Regions from separate parts of the Homo sapiens genome. Here region 2 is linked to region 1. A link is a contact called in ENCODE Hi-C or POLR2A ChIA-PET data. All regions are on one chromosome and are shown on one strand. Each heading gives the region's core, a stretch centred on a gene start or an enhancer-like site at or near the end of the contact. The rest is flanking DNA. Distances are from core to core; before and after follow the strand shown.

What was found. A loop is a pair of places that touch in the nucleus more often than their neighbours do. ChIA-PET counts read pairs that join two places held with the same protein, here RNA polymerase II (POLR2A). Pooled maps may share reads with other maps.
Region 2: a map of ascending aorta shows a loop between it and region 1 (4-fold over the local background). The contact joins two enhancer-like sites. A Hi-C loop is called at or near these places in 8 of 168 maps with a recorded cell type or tissue (CD8-positive, alpha-beta T cell, PC-3, aorta and 5 more), 6 of 37 single-sample maps with no recorded cell type and 18 of 50 pooled maps. POLR2A ChIA-PET finds 5 or more read pairs at or near these places in 13 of 52 experiments (A673, CD4-positive, alpha-beta T cell, CD4-positive, alpha-beta memory T cell and 8 more).

Annotation. Positions count from the first base shown.
Region 1 is chr10:3,848,868-3,854,254 of GRCh38, forward strand. No RefSeq gene overlaps it. Among named protein-coding and RNA genes, the nearest start is that of LINC02639, 18 kb to the left of the region's middle. RefSeq lists enhancers at 2,300-2,656, 3,365-4,564. Within about 2 kb of position 3,629, at least 37 of the 41 ENCODE cell types and tissues checked have a DNase peak (open chromatin) inside an H3K27ac peak, as active enhancers do; they include CD4-positive, alpha-beta T cell, CD8-positive, alpha-beta T cell, ascending aorta and 2 more, where a contact is called at or near this core.
Region 2 is chr10:3,933,121-3,938,458 of GRCh38, forward strand. It overlaps LINC02660 (long intergenic non-protein coding RNA 2660), which reads left to right. Exons shown (of 3, transcript NR_183984.1): 3 at 2,559-2,692. Among named protein-coding and RNA genes, the nearest start is that of LINC02660, 24 kb to the left of the region's middle. RefSeq lists enhancers at 2,054-2,243, 2,284-2,333, 2,354-2,403. Within about 2 kb of position 2,116, at least 27 of the 41 ENCODE cell types and tissues checked have a DNase peak (open chromatin) inside an H3K27ac peak, as active enhancers do; they include CD4-positive, alpha-beta T cell, CD8-positive, alpha-beta T cell, ascending aorta and 2 more, where a contact is called at or near this core.

The DNA.
Region 1 (5,387 bases), core at 2,379-4,878:
CATGAAGCAGCCTGACTCAGAGTTGCCATGGACATTTGAGGTGATTTCACTCTGATTCAACCCATTTTCTAATAAGTAAAAATGAACTGAATCATATCAGTAGCTTTTTTGGCAGTGACTTTTATGCTAATTCAGTTTTTGGAGAATGTGTCAATTAGCATTACCAGTAGGGGTTAATATCTCTTTTTACTTCTTTGGAAGATTGCTGCCTTCCTTCTCTCCCTCCCCTCCCCTCCCCTCCCCCTTCCCCCCTCCCCTCCCCCTTCCCCTTCCCCTTCCCTTCCCTTCCTTCCTCCCTCCCTTCCTTTTTTTTAAAAAAAATTTTCACTCACTCTTATAGTAGGTGTGCCAAATGCTTTGCGAATGTGACATAAAATATCAACAAAAAATGAGATATTGAATATTTTAAAATATAAATGTAATTGTATTAAATTACAAAAGTATACCATTCATTACAGAAAAGTTTTTTCTGGGCATGGTTATGGAGGAGATTGAAGTTTGCTTTGAAACAGGGGAGCATACGTCAGTGACAGTGGTTTGCAGCGTAGCTTCACTGAGGGACAATAAAGCCAGGAAAATTCTGTTGCTGATTTTATGACCACATCCCCTTTTCATGGCCATCCCTTTTACTGATTGGGATGCCTACTAGGACTTTTGTGTTTTCTACGATAATACTGATTTTTAGTGAGTTTACACCACTTGATGAAAGAAAATTGAATGTATAGTACCTGCAATTTAAATGTTACACATTTGTAAGGCATTTCATATATAGGTAAAATTACTAATCTGAAAAAATAATTGGCCTGGTTTTTATTCAGCAAAATATATATACATGGCATTCAAGTGGCAGAAGCAGCTGGAAAATTCTGTGTTTAAACTTCTAGGGCTGCGGGAAGACCCTCTCTCTTCCATTTATAATGATCATTTATTACTCACTCAAGTCAAACAAGTATTGCTTCTCTGGCTTAAGACGTTGGTGCATGTGGGAGAGGTGAACGGTCACAGATAATTTCATTGGAATGAATTTGTCACCTGTTTGACTGGAAACAGATCTGAATATGGGAAGATGCTTTGTGCACACAGTGGACCTTGGAGGAGTAAGAAAGGGACTCGCCATTGACGGGGTGAAGTGGGGGGCAGCAGAGAGAGGGGCTGGGGTGACCAAGACTGATTGGGCAGCTAGAGAGGAGGAATGCCTCTAATCCTGCGAAGGCCTTTTGTAGCCTATATAAAATTCTGCATAAAAATAATTCTGCAGACCATCCTGGCTAACATGGTGAAACCCCAACTCTACTAAAAATACAAAAAAATTAGCCAGGCATGGTGGCAGGTGCCTGTAGTCCCTGCTACTTGGGAGGCTGAGGCAGGAGAATGATGTCAACCGGGAGGCGGAGCTTGCAGTGAGCCGAGATAAGACCGCTGCACTCCAACCTGGGCGACAGAGTGAGACTCCGTCTCAAAAAAAAAAAAAAAAAAAAGTTGCAAAATTCATACATTTTGAATGAGTTGCAAGAAAAAATGAAGTTACTCTGTTGTTTTCATCTCTTTTAAACTGTCCCAAGTCCAAGATCAGTTGATATAAACATGCTGTGGTACAACTTTCCTTGCTTTTCAGAGTGATCTCAAGCCTATGTCCTTATCGGAAACATATTTGTCTGGTCATGACTGACTGTTGGAATCTGTCTGGAAGCACACATGGGAAACACCTGGTATACCTGGTACCTGGTGTACCTTGTATTACCCTCAGGGCTACATGGATTGTGTTGAAAGCTGTCTTTTAACATGATGCCCATCTTTGGTTGTGATGACTTATTTTTTAGAAATTAGTCGGGTTAAAGTGAGCCACACTTCTCCATGGACATTCAGCATATAGGATGTCACAGCAAGGAACACAACTGCAAGTTAGGAGCTGGCATTGAGTCAGGGCACGGAGCAGAGGCTGTATCTCGAGGAAAAACAGTCGGCGTGAAGTTGTGTGAAGGGGGCATAAAAGTGACTCAGAACTCCGTCTGATCGTGGAGGACTGAGAGGGCAAAAGTTCTTGCTTGGCGGGGCGTGGTGGCTGATGCCTGTAATACCAGCACTTTGGGAGGCCAGGGTGGGTGGATCACTTGAGCTCAGAAGTTCCAGATCAGCCCTGGAAAGTTGGTGAGACCCCATCTCTACAAAAATTAGCTGGGCGTGGTGGCATGTGCCTGTAGCCCCAGCTCCTAGGGAGGCTGAGGTGGGAGTATTGCCAGAGCCCAGAAGGTCACGGCTGCAGTAAGCCAAGATGGTGCCGCTGTACTCCAGTCCGGGTGACAGAGTGAGATCCTGTCTCCAAAAAAAAAAGATTAGAAAGTTATTGCTCAAGTGATATTTCCATGAAAGTACAACTTAGTGACAAATTACCCATTATTTGAACGCTACAACTTTCACAGAACAAGTTGGACAATGTGTATAGAAGCAAGTTTCTTAACAAACAAGCTATATTACTTAGGAGTAAGGAAGGGGAATGTGGCATCTCATTTCAGACTCTTAACTTCCTCTTTTGAGTCTGACACATCTTCTATATTTTCTTAAGGCCTCCCAGAAGCAAACAGGCAAGGCTGGAAAAAGGAAGTTAAATAGTGATTTGCTCAATTTGAAAGAAACATAACTTTTTCACATGATACCAAACGTTTCCCAAATGAAACACTCCCTACCCTGCCCCAGCATGCAACTTTCCAACTAAATCTGGCCCAAGTAAGTCGTCTCATCAGCTGGATTAAATATACTTTCTTCATCTTTGGCTGGGTCTTACCAAAATGAGTGATTCAACTTCTTAGGAGAGATTGCTGCAAGGGTTACACCAACAGATAAATATGGGAATTTCTTTCACACTTGCTCGTTTCAGACCAATAGCAGAGCTAGGTAAACAGTGATCTCATCTTCAGTCACACAGTTTTGCTGACATTACAAAGAAAGGTGTCAACACAGATTTAAGGTGGCTGTCAACTTACTGAGTCCATCATTTTGGCTTTTGAGTTTTTCACCATAGAGAGCTAACTGAGAAAAACGAAAAACTTTTTTTTCTACTTTTTTTTTAAACTAGAAAAGCAATGGCTGCTCCTTAAATATATGTAAAGAATAGAAAGAAGAGAGAAAGGTACTAATGTATCCCACCACCTATATGGAAACAGTATTCATATTTCTCCTTGATTCTGAAACATTTATGATCTTTGCAGGGAAATTTTTGGTATGTTTCAGGTAACTGTAGATGAGAGCTCTTTCTTTTCAATCAGTTCTGAGAACTTGATATCTTAAGTGGTTCTTTAAGTCCAAAATATTTCAGTTGAGTTAAACTTTAACCAACCTAGGTGATTAGTGTATATGCTCTAAAACCTTGCGGAACACTTTGTATCAACAAATAACACAAACCCTGAATTCCTGGAGCATGTATTATGTTTATATTCAAACATAACCCTGAAATGTGTTCTTACTCTAAGTATCTCAGACACATTCTTCTTATTTGAAAGCTTCGTGTATTACTCAACAACCTCTAACATATCTCAGCGATGTTAAAGACACATAGAGAAGAAATGACATCATGAAGCTGATTCTGTTCTTTCAGCTTTGTGTTTAGCTAATGCTGAACAGAGCGGTGAGTCATGCAGTCCTGTGACCAGCCAGGCGCTTTTCCAATCAGAGTCTGTTAAGATCTTTGACAACAGTACCTGTAGTTGTTTGAAGAGGAGGTTTCAGTAGTGACCTGTACCCTTGGTAATAACAGGCTTTATAGGTAACAAAATGTGTTCTCTGCCTACTGAATAACAAAACACCAATCATGAGATAACGCTTAGTAAAGCTGACTCATTTCCTCCTTTACAGATGAAAGGAGTTGTCCAAGAAATGACTATCTCAGAGGGAAATTTTCCTTCAGGTCATTACGTGAGTCTCTTTAAAGCATGGCGGACTGTAGCATTAGGTTTTCAGTTATTAGGTATATTAAAAAGTAAATTTTATTATGAAATAATATCATACATTTAAAGCCCGGTCCGGTTTTATCTTGAAATATGTGATAACTCCTGGTTTCAGATGCGATTCAGAAGAAATAGGTTGACTTGTATCATCAGGTGTCCAGAAGATTAAAATTTCTGTTTTATTAAAATGTGGAATTCACGTTTGTTTTCAGCCAAGCAAGGTTTGGTGATTCTGCAGCTGTCACCCTCAGCATCTCTGTAGGACAGCCTCTTGCCCCTCTTCACCCAGGTCTGCAGGAGGGTGGCAGCGTGGCTTGGGAAGGCTGGGTGGCGGGAGCTCAGAGGGGGTGCAGTGTTCCCACCACACAGCGGCGGCTCAACTGCCCAGGCTGTGGGGTTTCCAGCTGTGTCGTGTTGACTTGAACCGACTCAGCAGGCGGTGCCCTCCTGGAGCACCTGAAGCCTCCAGAGAAATATGATGGAAAACCAAGAGGCCTCCACCTCCCTGACTTGCTGCGACCTCCTGGGCTTTGCAGCCAGGCTGCTTTCGTGGATGCAGTCCTCGAAGCTAGTTTGGAAGACATTTATTTTTAAATATACAGGAAGCCAAATACGTTGAGAGAAAAGCCGCCTAATGCATTCCTCTGTTCATCTCCAAAGTCATAGCTGGTTTTCTAGACCCGATTTTCATCAGACTTTCCAAAGACAGAAAGAGTCTCCTCTACATAGGGCTTCCTTCTTTGCCTTCATCTGTAATGCGAGCCTTGCCCTAGGTTGCCTCTCTCTCTCCTTGCTCCGCCTGCTTCGGAATTCTCCTGTCATTTCAACAGTGGTACCAAGCTTTTTGTTGTTAGGAAATCACAAATTCTGAAACACACTCAACTGAGCAGATTTAAAAATAACCTAGGCTTCTCTACTATTTGGGTAAGGCCACTTGCTTGTTTGGGGTTGCTAATGGGAATAAGAGACTATGTGTGATTACCTCTAGAGCCTGCTTGTTTGCTCTGAGGAAAGTTTTATTGAAGAGCCACAGGCTGCGTTCCAGAACACTGGCCAAACACTTTGCACATGTGTGCTGTTGGGTCCTAGCACCGTCCACTCCACTCCTGGGAAAGGAATATGCCCTGGGGACGGAGATCTCCTTGCAGAATGCCTGTGTGGGCTGCATCTAATAAGGTTTTTTAGGAGTGGTTATGGCCCCCTGTTGGGTTCCTAATAAAAGCCCGTTATCATTTTTAGCTTCTGGAAATCCACAGGTCCCTAATTTTGTAAAAGGTGCTTTCCATGCCTTGCAGTCTGTTCTCCCAGGGAAATTTAATCTGAATACTATGTTGCAGGGTGGTGGTTGGGAGGTAATTGCTAATACATTGTGGGCCCAGAATAGACTGGTCACATTGTATTTCTCCCTTTTCACCCTAACAAATCAGAAACCGGATGATACTGTTT
Region 2 (5,338 bases), core at 866-3,365, 83 kb after region 1:
GTCACTTCTCCTCTTCGTTTTCATGCCAGTTCCAAGAATTAACACTGCAGTTAGCTTTCTGTTTCCTTTCCCAAGATGTACTATGTAACAATGAAGAAACCTTAAGAAAAGGATAGCAATGTCTAACATGGATGCAGGGCCAGCCTCATTCTCTGTCAAAGCGACTAGTTCCTACACTCTGGGTTCCAATACAAAGAATGCACATTTATGCAGCAGGAATGGCCCAAGGACCACACATTGCACAGCTCTTGGGAGCAGAGCAGAAAGCTGCGCCAGGCCTATCTGATCAGTCTTCATGGAAAGGGTCGCAGATCCCATTCGGCTTGGAGATTTTGATGAATTTTCCTTTCTGTGGGTTGGATTTAAAATGTAATATTCTTCCCCCAGTTGAAAGTTTAGGACTAAAAGATGGGAAATCTTTTACAAGCTACACTTCTTCCCCACCCTTACTTCCCCTGGAGTTTCCATCAGCAATCATCTGAGTGCCCCATTAACTCCCCAAAACCCAAGGTCTGTTGGTGGTGGAATATTGAGCTGAAGAGCAGACTGTTGTAGAAGTCATCAGTTCTCTCTGATCATAGTGTCCAAACAAAAACATTATGGGGGAAACTGGCCCCATCACTTAATTATCTCCCAACAGGTCCTTCTCAAAACACATGGGAATTATGGGAGCTACAATTCAAGATGATATTTGGGTGAGGACACGGCCAAACTGTATCAAGTCCCCAATTGAGGGCACCTGCTCCCTGTAGATAATGGCATTTCAGATCTACAATGTGGCATTTCCAGACAACTCACTCATTTACGCTGATTGGTGCAAATTTTATTTTAGCCTCCAAACATTTTTCTTCCCCAGTCTGTTAAAAGAAAACAAAACCAAAACACCTCTCTCTCTCTCTCTCTCTCTATTTATAGATAGAAACGCTTACCCATATCATAGCATCAGTATTTTGCTGAAGCCCTGGAGTGTCAGGCACCGTGTTAGGAACTGAATACAAAAATAAGATGTAAACCAGTCCCTCAAGGAATCTATGGGACTGGTAAGATTAGCTAACCGTGCACCTGGAGGGAATATACTTAGAAATAACTGCAAATTCTGCAGAAATGCTGAGGGGTTCCCAAACTCGTTTCTGTGAGGCCTGTTAATTGCTGAGTTGTTTTGTCTCTGGTCTGTGGAACCCCGATAGTGTGCCCTAGGTCTTTAATTTCTTCATCTCTAAAGAATAGTGTCAATGGAGTCATTGCATGTGTTTATTCATACTTCTCAATGTGGAAGAGAACTCTCTAGGGTGTAAAACCCTATCCAGGAAGCACATGACAAGTTGGAATCCTCAATGACATGGCATTGCTATAGTTGCTATCGGAACAATCTTTTCTTTTTTTTCTTTTTTTGAAACAGGGTCTTGCTCTGTCATCCAGGCTGGCGCGATCTCGGCTCACTTTGACCTCTGCCTCCTGGGTTCAAGCGATTCTCCTGTCACAGCCTCCTGAGCAGCTGGGATTACAGGCAGGCACCACCATGCTGAGCTAATTTTTGTATTTTTAGTAGAGACCAGGTTTCGCCATGTTGCCCAGGCTACTCTCGAACTCCTGGCCTCATGTGATCCGCCCACCTCAGCCTCCCAAAGTGCTGGGATTACAGGCGTGAGCCACTGCAACCAGCTGGAACAATCTTGATATTAGGGTGAACAAGTGATTTCATAGCTTTCTCTGAAGGAGGAAACACTGGGAGCATCCACCCGAGAATCAACACTGTGGATCATTCTGGGGAGTTAATAGTTTTGAGATGTGTCCCAAGATAATTGTTAGCTTGAATTACCACGTGGATGGAACCATGCTGATCCTAAGAGCCAGGTAATGGCCAAAGGTGCCATTCAGGTGAAATCCCCAGGTGGAAAATTCTTCCACTTCCAATGATAGAATTCTATTACTCTGCCTATAGTTTGGTGAAACAAGACTTTACAAATAGAGGACAAGATCCATTTTGCCAAGAACAACCATATGGATTTAACTGCTGCTAACAACCGTTAGGAAGGAACATCAATAAAAAGCAAGCCTGTGAGACAACTCCTTCCCCAAGGGGCGCTTGTTACAGAGCGCGGGCCCCAGCAGGCCTGGTCCATCCTCCACATTCTTTCCTCTCTGACTTATTTTTACTTTCTGTTTGAATTGGCTTGGTTTTATTTTGCCCTAAACTGTGTCTGTAGTCATCCCCCGACAGAGTTTTGAGAGTGAAAGTCCGATCTGCCCACGCTTCACAGAACTCAATGCGGAGCCTTCTCAGGAGTCACTTGACGTCAAGGCTGACTTTTAAATTTGCCAAAAAGGCATTCTTTGGGGAGCGGTCGGCACCATCACTTTCCCTCTTTAGAGAGCTGCTACTGGCTGCTGGAATTCAAAACCCACAAATTGCATTTCTAAACTTAATTCGATACATAGATGAGCGGAAAGATCAGACATTGATGCTATTGTTTTCAACCAAGATGTTTTACTATATCATTTATATTTTGTTTTTTTCTTCCCCCAGTTTTTAAACTTTTTGTTTGTTTGTTTTACAGGCCAAGCCTACTGCTGTTAGAAAACATATTTAGAAATCACTTGGTTCTTCCTTGCCTGAACATCATCTATTTAGTTAGCTTGTGTTGTTTAGATGTGCTTCAGATCTCAAAAAAATAAATTATGTTATTTGAAAGCTTGCTCTCTGCTTGTTTACACTATTAATTTAGAGTCCAGAGGAATCTCTAAATTTGCCTCTAGAAACCACATAATCACCTAATAATACCTTTCCTGACTCCACTTTCTGACACAAAGTGACTTTTGAAACGCTTCCATCTTCCCTTTCTATTTAATGTACTGCACTCCACTCTTTTTTCCTTTCGTTTTTTCTACAGTCCGTCATGGAGTATTTGTTTACCAAATGTTACTTTTCTTGGATCCAATCTATTTTTGAAGAGCGCAAAAGCAAACAACTGTTTGAAGCTGTCAAGCTTCATTTTATTTATGCATGAATAACACAAATAACTTGAAAATGACCTAGTCTGTTTTTCTCAGATTTAGATAGAAAAACTGCTTCCGGCCAATGTTTATGCCAATTTGTTCATGCCAAGTTTCCAGTTTCGGTGCCAACCGGTTTTTACAGCCAAGTTGTAAACCTTCGGTAAACATGGCTTATAATGAAAAGTGCAACACAGCCTGAACCCTGGCACCAGGGGACGGATGTAAATTTATTCTAAGAACAAAATTCTAACAGGAACAGGAGGGGAGCTAGGCTGGCTACAAAGTGTTCCCACCGTAATATGGAAAATGTACAGATGATGATATATTTGATTACTAAGATCCCATTAGGCCAATTTAGGCACTTTATGTATTTCCTTTGCTCTGGACGCTGAGTGGTTTCATGCTCAATTTGAAGCAACTGGCTCATTGTCTCAGGGTGGTTCTAGAACTTTGCCTTCAGGTGGGGCTGGGGAGGGAGCCCTGGCATTTCAAGACAGGAGGGGGTGATATGGTTGGGCTCTGTGTCCCCACCCAAATCTCATGTTGAAAGGTAATCCCCAATGCTGGAGGTGGGCCTGGTGGGAGGTGACAGGGCCATGGAGGTGGCTCCTTATGGTCTCACACCATCCTCCTGGGTGCTGTCATCCCTATCGTGAGTTCTTGTGGGGTTGGCTTCTCATGGTCTGACACCATCCTCCTGGGTGCTGTCGTCCCTATGTGAGTTCTTGTGGGGGTGGCTTCTCATGGTTTAACACCATCCTCCTGGGTGCTGTCATCCCCGTCGTGAGTTCTTGTGAGATCTGGTTGTTTAAAAATGTGTGGCACCTCCCGCGTTGCTCTCTCTTCCTCCTGCTCCAACCATGTAAGATGTGCCAGCCTCTCCTTTGCCTTCTGCCATGATTGTAAGTTTCCTGAGGCCTCCCCAGAAGCAGAAGCCACTGTGCTTCTTGTACAGCCTGTGGAACCGTGAGCCAATCAAACCTTTTTCTTTATAAATTACCCAGTCCCAGGTATTTTTTTATAGCAATATGAGAATGGACTCATACAATGGGTATGTTCATCTGCATTCATAAAGGTACAGAAAAAGGAATCAAATGTTTTATTTTAACATCAGTTCAAAAATGTCCATCCATGTCAACCTCTTCTCTCCTAATATGTTGCATCCAGTGTGTCCTTTGCAAAACCTAAAAAAATTATATCCCTCCCATTTATAACCCTCCACAGCTTCCCATTTTCTTCAAGTAAGCCACACACTTCTTCCTGGACCCTCAAGATCCCCCCTGGACCCCCGAGAAGGCAGGTGTGAAGCCTTTTGTCTATAAACTCATCTATCTCTCTCCACTCCCCAATTGAGCTCTCAAGGGACACTGACATCCTTTCTGTTTCTGGAACATTCCAAGCTGATCCTGGCTTAGGGCTTCTAGAGGCCCCCTCAGCAGGAAAACCCTTTCTTATCTCCCACTTGGCTGGCTCCTTCTCTCTGCCCACATCTCACTCAGACTCTGAGAAGCATCCCCCCAAATATTCCATCAAAAACAGCTCCCACCCCCACCCTCCATCCCAATCTATCACGTTGTTGGTTTTTCTTCATAATGTATTTGAAATTGCTCACTTGCATATTAATTTACTTACTGATCAGAATGCAAATTAGATTCGAATGTCAATTTACAACTGCCTGGATGCTTTTTTACCATTTTTCAGCCGTATTCCTAGGACTGAGGTGCACAGAGATTACTCAATACAAACTTGTTAAATGAAATCAATGCTTATTAAACTGATGTCTCCTGTTTACAGGGAAAAATGCCCAGTGTTACAGGTGCAGCGATGGATGAGCCCCAGTCCAAGAGCTCACGGAAGGGCTGCCTGGGCTGCATACCTGTGCGTGCAGTCGCAGAGAGCTCGTGTTGGGGTCGCCACAAACCCCCCAGGGCCACAGGGACCCAGGCCTGGACTCCTGGGGGGACTTCTCTGCAGGCGCTAAGGGGTGGGTGGGTGTCCAGCAGGGAGACAGGGAAGAGGGCGACCCACGCCATACTCACGGTGCTTGTGGCCAACTTGGTCATGGTTATGTACCCACGGGACCTGCGGTCCCGGGCAGAGTTCATGGTGTAGCTGTGGTGAGAGTGAGGCCCTGACTCAGTGTCCTGTTGTGTCCAGGTAGAGCTTACTTTTGAGAAGGGAGCCAAAAGATTCCTTTTGCATAAAAAGTGAGACAGTCCAAGCTGGTAGGGAGCTGGGAGAATGTCATGGGCTTTGAGAGACCTTCATCGTCAGAAGGAAAACTTTAAAAAGTACTTACTTCTCATGAGTAGGATGAAGTCCATCACTTCCTGTGTGGTAG